2 separate regions of the Homo sapiens genome follow, and region 2 is linked to region 1. Evidence: read pairs that join two places in POLR2A ChIA-PET (ENCODE). Cell type or tissue: PC-9. All regions are shown on one strand. Each heading gives the region's core, and the rest is flanking DNA. Links, peaks and the distances in the headings are about the cores only.

Region 1 (5,000 bases), core at 1-5,000:
CAGGTCTATGTCACCTTCGCCGTTAGCTTCTACCTGGTGGCAGGAGCTGGTGGAGCCTCAATCCTGGCCACGGCAGCCAACCTCCTGCGCCACTACCCCACAGAGGAAGAGGAGCAGGCGCTGGAGCTGCTCTCAGAGATGGAAGAGAACGAGCCCTACCCGGCGGAATATGAGGTCATCAACCAGTTCCAGCCACCCCCTGCTTACACACCCTAATGCCAGCCCTGGGCTCTCTTCCTCGGCAGCCCCTCCCTCAACTCTGCAGCTCCTCTCGCACCCAGAGGAGCTCCTTTCCCCAGCAGGCCTCACTGGTAGGATCCTGACCATCTTCTCCAAACCTTCCCCAGGAGAGACTCTGCCTTTAGGGTCATCCAAGTATCCCTGCTCTCAGAACCGGAGGTCCACTGGTTTTCTATAATGTACTCTTTCCCTCCTGCCACATCCTGCCCCCTTCACATTCACGAGTCATTACCAGCCAGGGAAGGTCATCCAAGTTTCCTCCAGCATGGGCGATATCTTTGGGACCGAGACTTTCCTTGGAGAGCTGCTGAGAGCGGACAGTCCCAAAAACAAGTGTCAAAGGGCCCAAGGGAAAGGGGACTGTGCCCTGGAGGCTCACTTCACAGGGATCAGTGTTTGCTCCACAGCTGTAGCTCTGGGCTGACGCCCCCCAGACCCCTTCCTTCTCGGAGTGACCCGCCCCCAGGCCACCTGCTCCGGGGAGTTCTGTGCACTTTACTCTTTGGACTTCTCCTCACGTGTGCCCTGGTTTTATGGGGAGAGGGAATCGCTGTTGGGAAGGCAGAGCAGTTGCAACCCTCTCTGCCCTTGCTTCATGTGGCTGGAGCCCAGGCAAGGAGAGCAGGAGCCAGCGTGAGACTGAGGCCCCCTGGTGCCTATCAAGGACCAGAGTGAAGGGGACTACATCTCCCAGCCCTTCACCTTTTAAATATGAGTGGTTTTAAAAGGAAAAAAATGAAACCAGGCAACAGCAACAATATTCTGTTTTTAAAATAGGGACAAGACTGTTGTCACTTTTTAGACATGTATCCCATTCCTTTTGGCTCTGCAATATTTGGGGCTGTAGCTCCTTCCAAGCCCATGGTAGTCCCTCCCCGAGTCTCTCCCAGTAGAATGCAGCCTCCCTTCCCTGGCCCCTTCCCTCTCAGTGACGGTGACTCCCTGGGGCCTTCTCGTGGAACCCAGAGGGGCTGAGGACTGTGGCCTGGCTGGCGGGCCAGCGTGGTGCTCCTCAGGACTGCAGCACTGAGATGGAACCTGGCCTCAGTTTAGGAACAGGGGCCACAACAGGGCAGGAACCCACCACCCTCCACATAGGAATACAACCAGTGGGGCCACATCATGTGAGGCATCAGACCCACACTGTCAGCCCAGCAGGCCGGGCTGTGTCCTTCAGACCCAGTGCTGCCCTAGACTCTGACTCGGGACTCCAGCTTGCCACGTGCCCTCTCCCCTCTTGAATGTACTCTGGTCTTGCAGTGTGCTGCTGGGACTTTCTTGCTCAGCCATCACTCTGGTCACCTTGTTTGCTCTGGGTCTGGCTGAATTTTCTGCCCTGAGATCTGGGCATAAAGTGGATGAAACTTGAAAGACCTTCAGTGTAGATCCAGATGGCCAACCTGTCCTTGTTAAGTTACTTGCTTCTTGGGAATCAGTGTCCCCTGCTGAGCTGAAAAGGAAATGGATTCCAATCTCTTCCAACCTTTAAGGTGATAGATAGTTTGAGCAAGACTGGAGAATGGACAACACTATGAAGCTGTGGCTAGAAAGGGACTGTCATGTCCCATCCTTTGGCCAGATTGACTGGGGATGTCCGGACAGATGCCTGCATGGGTGGTGAGGGCCACATCTGCACACGAGCCAGTGGCTGCTTGCAGTTCACTGCTGTGATGCCAGAGTGTGTTCAAAGGTGACTCTCCTGCTCTTCTGGACTCTTCTCTCAGGCAAGAAAGGCTGCAGGCTGCCTGCTATGTGATGCCTGAGCACAAAGCCAAGGAACTGAACTAAGTCTTTCTGTTAAGTCCTGAGTTTGTCATTGGCAGGTTTACTTGTGGCCAGCTCTCTCTGCCCTTGGGTGTCTGAGCAGGCAGACCAGAAGACCAGGCACTGGACCTGCATGCCAAAGGGACTGGTCATCTCCTGAGGACCTGTAAATGACCCTGTGGACTGTTCCGCACGATCCGGAACCCACTTTTTATTCACTCCCCATGTCTTTGGCCTTCCTCTTCTTTCTCTTTCCCTCTGCCATCCTGACACTGATAGTTTGTCATATAAATTCCCCGGGTTGTGTTTTTTTTTCTAGAAAAAAATTAAAAGGGAAAACAAAACCAAAAAAACCAGAAACCACGAATAAGAATGGAAATGACAATGGCTGCCTGTCATTTTTCTGTCACGATTTTCCTGATTTGGTTTGTTCCCTTTGTCTCAGAGAAGCAGGAGATGTTGATGAGGCTGTATTTTTTTTTCTTTTTCTTGTTTTTGAGACAAGAGTCTCGCTCTGTCACCCGGGCTGGAGTGTAACGTGGCATGATCTCAGCTCACTGCAACCTCTGCCTCCTGGGTTCAAGCGATTATCCTGCCTCAGCCTCCTGAGTAGCTGGGATTACAGGCATGCGCCACTATGCCCAGATAATTTTTTTGTATTTTTAGTAGAGACAGGGTTTCACCATGTTGGCCAGGCTGGTCTGGAACTCCTAACCTCAGGTTATCCACCCACCTTGGCCTCCCAAAGTGCTGGGATTATAGGCATGAACCACCGTGCCTGGCCAAAGATGTAATTTAAAATAGTTAGAAGGGACTTGGCATGGGCCAGCTCCGTGCATGGCATTTTCACCCCCAGAGCTTCCTAATCCTGTTTTCACACAGGAAGTTTCTAGGTCTTTCTAGAACAGCTAGAAATAGTAGCTGACTCCCGCCCAAGGCCCAACCTTCAAACCCTGAGCTCTTCAGGCTGCATCCTCTGGTGAGCTATAGAGGAGAACGTGGCTCCTAAACTCTAGCCATCCTGTGGGAGGAAATAGACTTCTTTGGGCTGTGGCTTGCAGAACAAACTACACTTTTTTTCCCTCTATTGTTTAAATTTTATTTAATAATTTGTGTGTTTTTCTGTCTTTATTTTCTGTATTTCACGTGTTCCTTCACTCCCTAGAAACTGCACTTTCTTTGAAACCATAGGTAATGAATCTTACTAGGAGAGGCATGGGGATAGAGACAGTTCTGGGAGTGTGACCTGTAAGCCTCCTGTAGGGCAGTGCCAGGCCTTGATTGCCCACGTTCTCTCCGTTCCTTCTTCCTTCATACATTTGATCACACAGCCTACACCCAGCCCCGAGTGTGCATCACGGTAAAAGAGCTGAGGGCTCTCTTCAGGGAGCAGCCCATTTAGGTCTCTTTTGTTGTTGTTAGGGAGAATACACATCTTTCTTGGAAGCTGGGAGTGTGTTCTCATTTCATGTCCATTCAGACAAAGCACCATTAGGCACCATGAAATATACAGTGACGGACAGGACCCTGTCTGCAAGGATTTTATGTCCTTAGTTCAGGAGATGGACTTGTCCACAGAAAGGCAGAGTGAAGTGGGCGGCCGGCTCGGAAAAGTCCTGTGCCCAGAAGGGAGCCAGTTCTGACCTGAGTGATAATGAAAGGCTTCCTGGAGGACGCAGCTTGAGCCACACTTGATGTGGGAGTGAACTGGGATAGGGACACTCCTGCTGAGAGAATGGCAAGAGCAAAAGCACACTGGTGGCCAGGAGGTGGTAAGAGCCGAGGTTAGAAAGGTGAGGGGTGCTCATTTAAGGCACTAACAGCAGAAGGAGCCCAGGAAGGATTTTCAGAAGGGAAGGGAGGGATGCAACCTTATTTTAATGACTGGTGACAGTAGGAAGGGTTCTGCCTGGCCTTAAGTGAGGGTGTTGAAAGTGGGAGACAGGACCTGCCAAAGGGGAAGAGGGCGGTCACAGTCAATCCCAGGGCCCAGTGTCTCAGCCAGGTGCTGGAGTTGGGAATGCGGGAGCCCCAGTCTCTGCCCACCTGTCACGTGGCAGCTGGAAGGTGGCATCAACTGCACAGGCGAAGAGGGGCCCGCACACGAGAAGCCATGGGATGTGAAGGGCCGCAAGGAGAGGACCCTGGGACACAGGAAGAGGTGGTGCATCTGGGGCAGGGCGGCTTTCCCAAGATGACTAGAGAATCTTCAGCTGGCATCTTGCCTGAAATATCCACGCTCTCAGCCACTACACTAATGGAACACAGATGCTATGGGGAGACAGAAGGGAACTGACAAACTTCATGCCCCTGTTTTCAAATAGCCTGCAATCTTACCTCTTCCTCTGCATTTTTTGGGGGGAGTGACATTTTAATGGGAGGCAGGAGGTTTGTGGAGAAGAGAAAATGTTTTTTTTGTGGGGGTGGGTAGAGACAGTCTCACCATGTTGCCCAGGCTGGTCTCAAACTACTGGCTTCAGGCAATCCTTCTGCCTCCCTTCCCAAAGGGTTGGGATTACAGGCTTGAGCCACTGCACCAAGCCTGAAAATGTCGTTTTGAATGAGCCCACCTGAAACGAAGACGCTTCATTAGGGTTACTGGTTTGAGAATTAAGATCAGTTCTGGCCGGGTGCGGTGGCTCACGCCTATTATCCCAGCACTTTGGGAGGCCGAGGTGGGTGGATCACAAGGTCAGGAGATCGAGACCATTCTGGCCAACATGGTGAAACCCCGTCTCTACTAAAAATACAAAAATTAACCAGGCATGGTGGCAGGTGCCTGTAGTCCCAGCTACTCGGGAGGCTGAGGCAGGAGAATCACTTGAACCCGGGAGGCAGAGGTTGCAGTGAGCCGAGATCATGCCACTGGACTCCAGCCTGACAGAGTGAGACTCCATCTCAAACACACACACACACACACACACACACCACACACACACACACAGGTTCCTCACCATAAGCTTTGGGGAAAATTCTTGGCTTTTTTGCTGGGGGAG
Region 2 (10,707 bases), core at 2,825-7,824, 360 kb before region 1:
GAGGTCAGGAGTTCAAGACCATCCTGACCAATATGGTGAAACTCCATCTCTACTAGAAATACAAAAAATTAGCTGGGTATGGTGGTGCACGCCTGTAATCTCAGCTACTTGGGAGGCTGAGAAACAAGAAATCGCTTGAACCCGGGAGGCAGAGGTGGCAGTGAGCCAAGATCAGGCCACTGCACTCTAGCCTGGGCGACAGAGCGAGACTTTGTCTCAATAAATAAATAAATTCTTGTAAATATTCGAAAATAATCTTTAATATCCAATTAGGTAGATAGTTGACTAAACTACTCCCTTACATATGCACATATATATTAAATTGTTTTTACTTTATTATTATTCATAGTTAATTTGTCTCTGTGCATAATTGTCCCCATCCTTTTGTGTGTGTTTTTGTTTCTGATACGTTTTCTTTGGAAAGGTTCTCAGAAGTAGAAACATTTGGAAAAGGGATGGGAATACATTTAAGTCCCTTGCTGCATATCCAGACTGCTTTCCAAAGGATTGTACACATTCACTTTTCATGGTGGGAGCATACTTTTCACCCGCTTATTTATATATATTCTTGATCCTTAGGAGGTTTTCAGAGGCTTAGTTGAAGTCTGTCTATGGCTTATAGTGGGGCTCTGTTCTTCTGCTTGATTGCTGGTGGTGGAAGGTCTCCTGCTTTACACTGGAGTCATCTTTGCTCTTTCTTCTTTGTAGATCCCAACCTTGATTGACCGGATGCTTGTGTCATCCAACACAAAGACTGGGGCTGCAGGAGCTGAGGCCTTGTCTCTCCTACTGAAGAGGCCCTGGGACCCTGCTGTGGGTGTGCTTTCTCATAACAAACCAGTAAGTTGGATGGCTCAGGACTTAACAATGGTACATAAAAATTTTAGACTCAAGCCTTAGAACCTTGGCAGGAGGATAAATGGCTTCTTTAACTATTTATTATTATTATTATTTTTTGAGACAGAATCTTGCTCTGTTACCCAGGCTAGAGTGCAGTGGCACGATCTCAGCTTACTGCAACCTCCACCTCCTGGGTTCAGGCAATTCTCCTGCCTCAGACTCCTGAGGAGCTGAGATTACAGGCATGCACCACCATGCCCAGCTAATTTTCAGTAGTGACAGGATTTCACCATGTTGGCCAGGCTGGTCTCAAACTCCTAATCTCAGGTGATCCACTTGCCTTGGCCTCCCAAAGTGCTGGGATTGCAGGTGTGAGCCAGCATGACTGGCCAGCTTCTTTAACTATTATTAATAATTTATTTTACATAGTGCTTAACATAATTTCACAAGCAAAGGAGCATTGGTTGGGATGAGAAAGGTATTGGGATACTTGGAATTTCATGAAAGGACACTTCTCACTCACTGGTTTTTGGGTGGGATTCTTCCTCTTTAGAGCAAACTCCCTGGCTCTCCGCTGATTCTCATCGCCTCCTCTGGTCCCTCCAGCTCTGTGTTTCCCACTTCACGCCGCCACCGCTTCTGGCAATCTCAGCTGTCCTGCTTGGGCAAGGTATGTGTGGGGGCAAGAGGAACTCCTTCCTGGCAGGGAATATAGTCTTGGAGGATTGAGGAGAAGAATATGTGGGAGGAGGTCAAAATGGGTAACTTGAATGTGGAGCCTCCTCTAACCCTTCTTTCATGTGGAGCCTCCTCTAATCCTTCTTTCATGTGGAATTCCAAGGTTTTGGGTTTAGGTTAGGTTAAACAGAATTGAAAGATTTGAAACTTACCTCTGCTGGTGTGGGGGCTACTTCTTTCCTTCAGGTCATCCCTGTAGCCACCCATCTGCTGAACAATGGCAGTGGGGTAGGAGTTCTACAGTGTCTCGAGCATATGATTGGGGCAGTGAGAAGCAAAGTGCTGGAGGTGAGAATGCCCGTATTTCAGTACATTGTGGCATACCCAGCATTCTGGGGTTGTTCTGCACCTATCTTTGGCCTCCTGTCTTACTGTCTTCTTTCTCTTCCCATGAAGATTCACAGCCATTTCCCACACAAACCCATTATCTTGATTGGCTGGAACACAGGAGCTTTGGTGGCCTGTCATGTAAGTAATTTCTATCTTATTTGGAGGTTGTCCTGGGATGGAATACCACTAATCATAGCTACCATTGAGTCCTTTACTGTGTGTCAGGCTCTGCGCTAGATACTTTACCTATATAATTACATTTTAAACTGTAGAAGACAAATTTTATTAAAACAATTTTTAATTTATTTTGGAAAACTTTAAGCAGAAACAAAAGCAGGTGTAGTATAATAAACCCCCGGATCCTCACCCAGCTTTACCAGTGATCAACTCTTGGCTGGGCTTGTTTCATCTCACCCTGCTCATTTTCTTTCTCCCCTAGATTGTTTTGAAGAAAATCCCAAATATAATAGCATTTTCACATACACACACACACACACACACACACACACACACACATATGGGTATATATCTGTGGAAAAAAAAAAAAGATCCCTTTTTTTCTCTAAACATAAGTACCATACTGTTCTCCCACCTAAAAAACAACAGTAATTGTAGCTGGCAAATATTAATAGCTCTGGAATTTGATGCTGTGTTCATTTCAGTCTTTTTCCAAGACATCAAGGAATCTTTTCGTATTTTACATATATTTGTATGTCTGTCAGTTTGTGTAAGTGTCCCTCATGTCCAAACCCTTAATTTTGCTTCATGCAGTCCAATCAAGTGTGATAGCTATGAGAGGAAGAAGGTCCCCATAGTCCCTGCTCCCAGGGTGTTAGGCCTTAGCAGTTTGCTCCAAGAAATCTAGGCTGTCTGGTAGCTATCCATTAAGTTCAATAGAGAGAATTTTTTTTCACTTAAGGGTTAATGGCAACATTGTGTTCTCTTGACTATATTTACTATTTGTGGAGAAAAATGGAGCAGGAGGGCTCTAGTTGAGGGGGTTGACAGGGTAGGAATACTGAACCTTCTATCCTATGGTTCAGCCACCTGCTGGGGTCCTCTTAGGGCCCCAGTTCTCTAGGTAGTGGCTGCTTATGGAATGACATACCTTGTGTCTTGTGCTCTTACTGCTGCCATTGTGGCAGAAGATGCACCCGGATATTAGGACAGGAGAGGAAGAGGTGAGACTGTCTGGTGGGTCTGGACCACTCCTGGATTCTGGGTAGGCTGAGGTGCCATGAACTCAGTTGACGTTTAGACAAACTGTTCTGTTATTTACAGGTGTCAGTAATGGAGTATGTCACTGCAGTTGTCTGCCTTGGGTTTCCTCTGCTTACTGTGGATGGCCCCAGAGGGGTAAGAATGTGGTAAAGCTGAGTGCTGGGTCATTGGCAGTGGGAGCGCGAGTGTGCATGCCTTGTCCAAGCTGATGCTGAGGCTGACTGCAGTTGCATGGCTGATCCTCCTTAGTGGAGTTTCTGGGTCAGTGCTTTGTGAATATGAAGAAGCCGATTCTAAAACCTATACCTGTTTTAGGATGTAGATGATCCCCTCTTGGATATGAAGACTCCAGTCCTCTTTGTCATTGGTCAGAATTCCCTTCAATGTCACCCTGAAGCCATGGAGGACTTCCGGGAGAAGATTCGAGCTGAGAACAGCTTGGTGGTGGTTGGGGGAGCTGATGACAATCTCAGGTGGGTGGATTCTCCCAGAGCTGCAAGAGAGCTGTGTTACAGTGTTAGAGATAAGCCTGGAAGCTGGCAATGTAACTACAGACCAGTCTGGTTCAGTTAAAAGACAGCATTAGCCGGGCGCGGTGGCTCACGCCTGTAATCCCAGGACTTTGGGAGGCTGAGGCAGGCGGATCACGAGGTCAGGAGATTGAGACCATCCTGGCTAACACGGTGAAACCCCGTCTCTACTAAAAATACAAAAAATTAGCCAGGCCTGGTGTCGGGCGCCTGTAGTCCCAGCTACTCGGGAGGCTGAGGCAGGAGAATGGTGTGAACCCAGAAGGCGGAGCTTGCAGTGAGCCGAGATCCCGCCACTGCACTCCAGCCTGGGTGACAGAGCAAGACTCTGTCTCAAAAAAAAAAAAAAATTAAAAAAAGACAGCATTAAAAAAACCTTTTTTAATATTTGAAATTTCAGATTTATAAAAAGTTATAACACTAGTACAAAACAATTCCTATATACCCTTCACCTGATTTTCTAAATGTTAAACATCTTACATAGCCAAAGTGTAATTCTCAAAATCAAGAAATTAACATCTACATGATACTGTAATTTACAGACTCATGTTTCATCAGTTGTTTCCCTAATGTCATTTTTCTGGTCCAGCATCCAGCCCAGGATCACACTTGGATTTAGTTGCCATGTCTCCTCAGTCTCCTTTAATTTGATAGAGTTCCTCCATCTTTGTCTTTCACGACCTTGAGCTTTTTTTTTTTTTTTTTTTTTTTTTTTTTTGAGGTGGCGCCTGGCTCTGTCGCCTATGCTGGACTGCAGTGGTGCAATCTCAGCTCACTGCAACCTCCGCCTCCTGAGTTCTGGATAGAGTTGATCTATTAAGCTATAGGTATAGGAATTCTGGAGCGGACTGTCCTGGGCACTGTGCTTGGTTTCTTTACATATGTTATTTTGTTTAATCCCCACAACTCCATGAATGGGATGTTATGATTCCCCATTTTGCAGACACGGAAACAGGTTCGGAGAGGTTGCATTACCTGCCTAAGGCTAACATGGCCCTCCTTCTGGGGCTAGAAAATAAACAACCCAGAAAAGAAATACGTTCTTATTTTCATAGGATGCCGTGCAATGTGTAAGAAGTAAACATGTCATCCTTTTTGTTTCTTAGAATAAGCAAAGCAAAGAAGAAATCAGAAGGGTTGACTCAGAGCATGGTGGACAGATGTATTCAGGTAAACAGTTGTTTTGTGTGCTTTTCTCAGCTAGGCTTGCCTTTCTGTAGCCTTTTAGGTTTGGTCTTATTGGTAGTGGTCTCTTTGGCTCTAAGGCCTCCACTGGGGCCTCTGGTAGGTCTCAGTCATAAGCAAAGAAAAGAAAAATGAGAGTGGTGAATTAATGTAAGCAAAGCATCACGGGGGAGAGTGTTGGAAAAGTGGTGGAATGTGACCACCCCAGAGCTCCCCCTGACAGAGGCACTTGCTGGTCTTCTTGAACCACAGTTGCTCAGAAGCCTGGGATTTGCGCCAGACCTTGTTTGAGTGGGGAAGGACTGGCACATGCGGATGCCAGAGCTGAGGGAGAATCTGTTTTAGTTGGAAAGTATATGAGAGGTTCCCATTCTCCAGATGAGGACTAAAAGGCCTTGGTTGGCTCCTCTCTACACTAGGATGAGATTGTGGACTTTCTGACTGGAGTGCTCACTCGTGCTGAGGGTCACATGGGCTCTGAACCTCGGGATCAGGATGCTGAGAAGAAGAAGAAGCCCCGCGATGTGGCCCGCAGAGACTTGGCCTTTGAAGTCCCTGAGCGGGGCAGTCGACCTGCCTCCCCAGCTGCCAAGCTGCCCGCCTCACCCTCAGGCTCAGAGGTAGTGTGAGCAGGGAGGGAGCGCTTTTGCTGGGGAATCAGCACCACAGAGTTGGTTCCTTAATTTCCTGGGGATGCCTCTGTCTTATTAGTGCCATGGGCCTGTGAGTTCCTACAAGGGGAATTCCAGAGGGACATGCTGACTCATGGTCAGATCCTAGTAACATTGTCTCATCTCTTGACCTTCTCACCTTACTCAGGATCTCTCCAGTGTGTCCAGCAGCCCCACCTCCAGTCCCAAGACCAAAGTGACCACAGTGACCTCTGCCCAGAAGTCCAGTCAGATTGGAAGTTCTCAGCTGCTGAAGAGACATGTGCAGCGGACAGAAGCTGTGCTGACCCACAAACAAGCTCAAGGTATAGGCACTTGGCCAGTGGCTCCTCTTGGGTCTGTCTTCTGTAGTTCATGTCACATGGCAGTTGCACAGTATTGATATCTATGGCTTTTTTCAGGGGGATGTGAGAGGCGCCCTTTCTCACATTTCTGTGCAGGCAAAATTCAAAATTAATTATTGAAATGAATGCCAAGGCCTCTGAGTTAGTGGGGCTTTGTGATCACTAGTTATAGCTTTGTCTTGCTGTTCTGGGGAGGCTAGGCTTTATGAACATGTATATTGGCCTAAACTTTTTTCTACCTTGCCAGCCACTCCTCCAGTCGGGGCTCTCCAATCATATGTATTGGGTGATTGATTTTATTAATCAGATTCTAGGGTAACTCACCTGGCATCATGCCCTTTCTTTGTTTGACCCTTGAAGCGTTAAGATTCTCACACTGAGACTTTCAGTGAAGTTTATCAGGGTTCTCTGCATACAGGTTTCAGATGAAGCTGGGAAGTATTCCTATAGTCGAAAGTAAGAGTTTGGTGAGCTGCGAGTGCTATGAAAGGAGCTATAGAAAAGGGAGAGTTCATTGGGTAGGGAAAGAAGAAACAGTGGTTCTGTCCCCCTTCCCCCACATTGATCCAGTTGGGTGGCCTTGAGGTAAGGCCTCTTGGGCATTGGTGTTTAACGATGTGTCCAGGAGCATGTCACCTGAGCTTTTCAGGAATAGGGGTGCCTGGGAAGAGGCAGCAGCCAGAGCTGGCTGTCTGGCAGACAGACGTGGAGGGGATAGGAGGCTCATCTGTTTACTTTCCCTGTGTTTCTTTTAGTGGAGCCAAATGATCAGAACCGAAACCCAGACCTCTTGTGAGTTTGCTTATAAGAGTAGTACTAACAAGGAGTAGAAGTGTGAGTGGATGGGAGGAGTTGAGAAATGAGGCCAGGCCCCAAGGGTCTGCGCGGATGCTCTGCCATGGATCTTCATGAGTGGTGGCCAGAGCCAAGTCCCGTGTGGACAGTGTGTCTTTACACTTCTGAAGAAGACAGAGCTGGTGGTCTGCTGTGCTTCTGCAGAGGGTGATTAGTTGAGAATCTAAGGAGTTTGGAAGGCTGATTGGCGAGCTGGGTTTGAAATGGGGATCTAGGGTGTCATGGGGGAGAGTAGCAGCTTTAGAACCCTGGCTTAGCAGAGCTGATGGGCAAACGGGGAATACTAATAGCGAACATATATGGAGTCCTTGCTGTGTGCCATGCCTTCTTCATGGCACTCGCATTGCTGTAGTTTGTTGAGTTTTGGCATGGCCCCATGAGGCAGATAGTACTATTCAGTTTTAGATGCTTCTACAGACTGACTCCGTGGCAGAGTCAGGTTGCCATGCAGTAATTTCAGAAGGAGCCCCTATTGGCCATTTTCTACAACCTTTTTTCTTATTCCCTCTCTTTTTCTCCCTTCTCTGGCTGGCTGTGATTCTGTAATTCTTTCTGATTCATTCCAGCACAGTTTGCTGCTTTTCTGAAACAAAATATGCTGGTGAGGAAAGCTCTTCCTCCTGGCACCTCCTCCTGTCTCTTTGGTGAGTATTACTCTTTCTTGCCTGCTCGTCCACTACATTCTGCTCCTCAACCCCTTATTTATTTTCCATCTCTGCCTCTCATCTGCCTCAGTTTGGTTTCCTCCTGTTCTTTTCTCTCTCTTTCTTTGTATTCTTTTGTTTTGCTGACCCCTTTTGCTTACTCTGTAGTCTTTGCCCTTTTTCCATTCTTTTGTTTGCTTCTCATGGTGTTTTCTTTTTTGTCTCTTAGTGTGGTTCTTTCTTTCACTACGGTCTTGGCTCTGCTGCTTTTTTGTATGTCTGTGGCATTGCCTGAGTCTCAGTTTCCTTGTGTGTTTTTCTCCCTGCCTCCTGTCCTGTGTTTATCTGGTGGCTACAAGCCTACCAGCCACATATCAGCATAGAACCTGAAACTCCTTTCCCCTACACCCTCCTTCCTACTCTGATTTTAGCCAGTGCATTTGTCCCCTAAGCAATCCTTCTAGCTGGTTATGTCCTGACTGTTGCCTCATGCCAGGACCCCTCCTCCCTCCTCATGTGACTGCTACCTTCCTCCCCACACCAGTCTTTGCTTCCCTGTGCTACAAGAGGACTAGGGTGGACTTCTGGGTTTAAAGAGGAGGGAATCTTTGAGGAAGCTTGAAAGATAACCTAAGAGTCCAAAAAGCTTGGCTGTATACATGATGAGCCTGTTTGATTCAGTGGAAGTGGAAGCCCATGTGTGAACAGATGGCCTTTGTCTGTACTAGTACACATGACCTGGGGACTAGGTTGTGACATGGGCCAGTGTTGCCCTGTTACTTTTGGGTGGGAGCCGTGAGGTTGCCTGGTTGAGGTACTCTCTCTCCTAGTAGCTACTCATAGCCAGCTTTTAGTCCTGGTGACACTCCTCTTCATTGCCTCCATTTGGCAAGTGGATCCTCAACTGTGGGCTCTTAGGGCAGGGTGGGACTCTTGAGAGCCTTTGGAAAACTCTACTTTTTAGAGAGGACTGGATGACCTGCTCCTCCATGAGTTCTCATAGAATGTTTGATGTCTCCAACTGTGTGATGATGTGGGGAGGGCTTCAGACAGGAAGATGATCACATTTTTTGAGTCTGAGAAGGACTGTTTACTCATTCTGTTGAATCCTCTATTTTTGTTGTTGTTGCCATTGGCCTTGGCTAGGCAGGGTCAGGATGTCTTCTGTCTTTTAATTCCTACCAACTCAGGGCCCCTTCTCTTCCGATTCCAGTGCAGGATGAGGGATGAGAAGGGTGCCATCCTCTAAGAAGGGCAAAGTGGGGTCCCCCACGGACAGGGCCTGAGTGAAGTGGTCCTGAAGCATGGGCAGTCTCCTTTGAGGGGTGGCCCTGTACGTAGAGTGGTTATCCTGTGTGTTCTACATTCTACACATGGCTGTGTTGGTGCTGGTATTGACTGAGTGTCTGTTGGGATTTTTTGGATTGTGGAGGATCTCAACTCAGCTCCATGTCTTAGTTCCCATTTCATCAGAACCACCAGAGGAAGGAGAGAAAGAGGATCTTAGGGTTCAGCTGAAGCGACACCATCCCTCGAGTCCCCTTCCTGGCAGTAAGACCTCCAAACGACCGAAGATCAAGGTGTCCCTTATCTCCCAAGGGGACACAGCTGGAGGGCCTTGTGCTCCTTCCCAAGGAAGTGCTCCAGAAGGTGAGTTTCTCTTGGTACGTTAAATGAGAACTGAGCTCTCTCAGGTACACAGCATTGCCCTTTGGTGGCCATTCACCAGCATGTCAGCCTTTGCTTTATTTTGAGAGATGCCCGGAGCAAAGAAGACATGAGTCTGTACATGTGGGTAAAGTTGGCATGAGTCCATCTGAATGAGGACCAGGCAGGCAGAATATGAGAGGAAGCTGTGCCATCGTTCAAAGCATCCTATATTTTGTTCTTTTTTTGTTGGCTTCAATTAAAGGTACAGAATATTTCAGGAAGTTTAGAAAATAGAAGGAAAAAATAACCCCAACTCTCCCTACTCTAGCATAGTTCATCTTTTTTCATTTTCCAGTTTTCGTCCGTAATATCTTGCATTTAGCCTAAGCTGTGGAACCTGGAAACATAGAGGCCAAATAGGACTGACCAGGGGCCTTGGGGTTTTCTGTTTTGAAGCTGCAGGTGGGAAGCCCATCACCATGACACTGGGGCAGGCTTCAGCAGGGGCCAAGGAGCTCACAGGACTTCTCACCACAGCCAAGTGAGTGTTTATTGGACCATCTGTGTCTATTCCTTTTTTCCCTTCCCTCTGTTTCTGGTTTATTTAGTGCTTTGGAAAATGATGGATTCTGGATTCTTGTCAGTTTTGGAAATGTGACTTACTTCTGATTGGGATCTTTGTCTTGCTTTTGAGTCAACCCAGAGTTCACTTTTACTTAAGACTCCAAATCGTCCCCTGGCTTTTGCTATAAGTCCTGTAAGTAAGGACTTTTAGAAGACTAGAGGCCAGGTACAGAAAGTGGGACAAAGAAGCTGAAGGTTTTTGGTGTATGTCTGCTGCTGAAAGCCTTGCTGGGCCCCACTCTGTACCCTGCCAGTGTTGCTAGGGCTTGCTGTCCTGTGACCTTTGGATAACAGAGCTCCTTCCTTTGTCTCCAGGTCCAGTTCTTCTGAAGGTGGAGTCTCAGCCAGCCCAGTCCCTTCAGTGGTCTCCAGCAGCACTGCACCCAGTGCCTTGCACACACTGCAGAGCCGCCTGGTGGCCACATCTCCTGGCAGCTCCCTCCCAGGTATCTTGTGGCCCAGCATTCTCCCCTTCCAACACAGAATTTTTGGTCTGCTGCTTCTGGGTGGTCCTGGGAAAGCATCCCTGGAGCTAAATCCATAGGATGGGCCTCTGGGTCTTAGAGTGATCATAGAGGCTTGACGTGAAGCTGGAATTAGCTTGGGCAGAGGGATTCCTTGGCCTTGAATAAATGCAGTGAGTAAATGTCCTGGTCTGCAAGTGAGTAAATGTTCCAGTCTACAGGTGCTGTATCCTCTACTGTAAGGAGAAATAGCCGATAGGACATATATGTATAGTCAGCCTTTCTTATCCACAGGAGATTGGTTCTAGGACCCTCACCACTACCAAAATCCATGGATGCTCAAGTCCCTTATATGAAATTATGTCATACCGTTGGAATTCTATATCCACAGGTTTCTATCCGTGGTTGTTTGAATCTGCAAATCTGCTGTGAAGCTCACAGATAATTGAGAGCTGACTGTGGTTTTACTTTGCTGTTTTAAGCACATCTGCCTGAATAAAACTGGAAATGGTGCTACACTGGGCATTAGCAAAATGAGACATTTTTCTGTCTGTGCTTGTCTCTCTCTTTGTCCTACCCACTAACCCTACTTTGAAAGGCCTGTTGCCTGA

The links. Peaks named below come from ENCODE experiments on the same cell type or tissue, not always from the same donor. Only the 100,000 strongest peaks of a DNase experiment are listed, where the experiment ranks them.
Region 2: POLR2A ChIA-PET joins it to region 1 with 5 read pairs; 2 of 35 experiments call an interaction of 5 or more read pairs at or near these places.

Annotation. Positions count from the first base shown.
Region 1 is chr2:96,249,024-96,254,023 of GRCh38, reverse strand. It overlaps TMEM127 (transmembrane protein 127), which reads left to right. Exons shown (of 4, transcript NM_017849.4): 4 at 1-5,000. The coding sequence ends at 216. Among named protein-coding and RNA genes, the nearest start is that of TMEM127, 14 kb to the left of the region's middle. In PC-9, for the core only: no CTCF peak of the experiment used is centred there; a DNase peak (open chromatin) is centred at 2,133.
Region 2 is chr2:96,603,621-96,614,327 of GRCh38, reverse strand. KANSL3 (KAT8 regulatory NSL complex subunit 3) reads left to right here. Exons shown (of 21, transcript NM_001115016.3): 6 at 709-840; 7 at 1,394-1,510; 8 at 1,765-1,866; 9 at 1,975-2,046; 10 at 3,190-3,264; 11 at 3,445-3,602; 12 at 4,766-4,829; 13 at 5,264-5,464; 14 at 5,664-5,820; 15 at 8,817-9,008; 16 at 9,465-9,549; 17 at 9,948-10,078. Among named protein-coding and RNA genes, the nearest start is that of KANSL3, 29 kb to the left of the region's middle. RefSeq lists an enhancer at 5,139-6,338. In PC-9, for the core only: no CTCF peak of the experiment used is centred there; a DNase peak (open chromatin) is centred at 5,607; H3K27ac peaks cover 1,802 bases.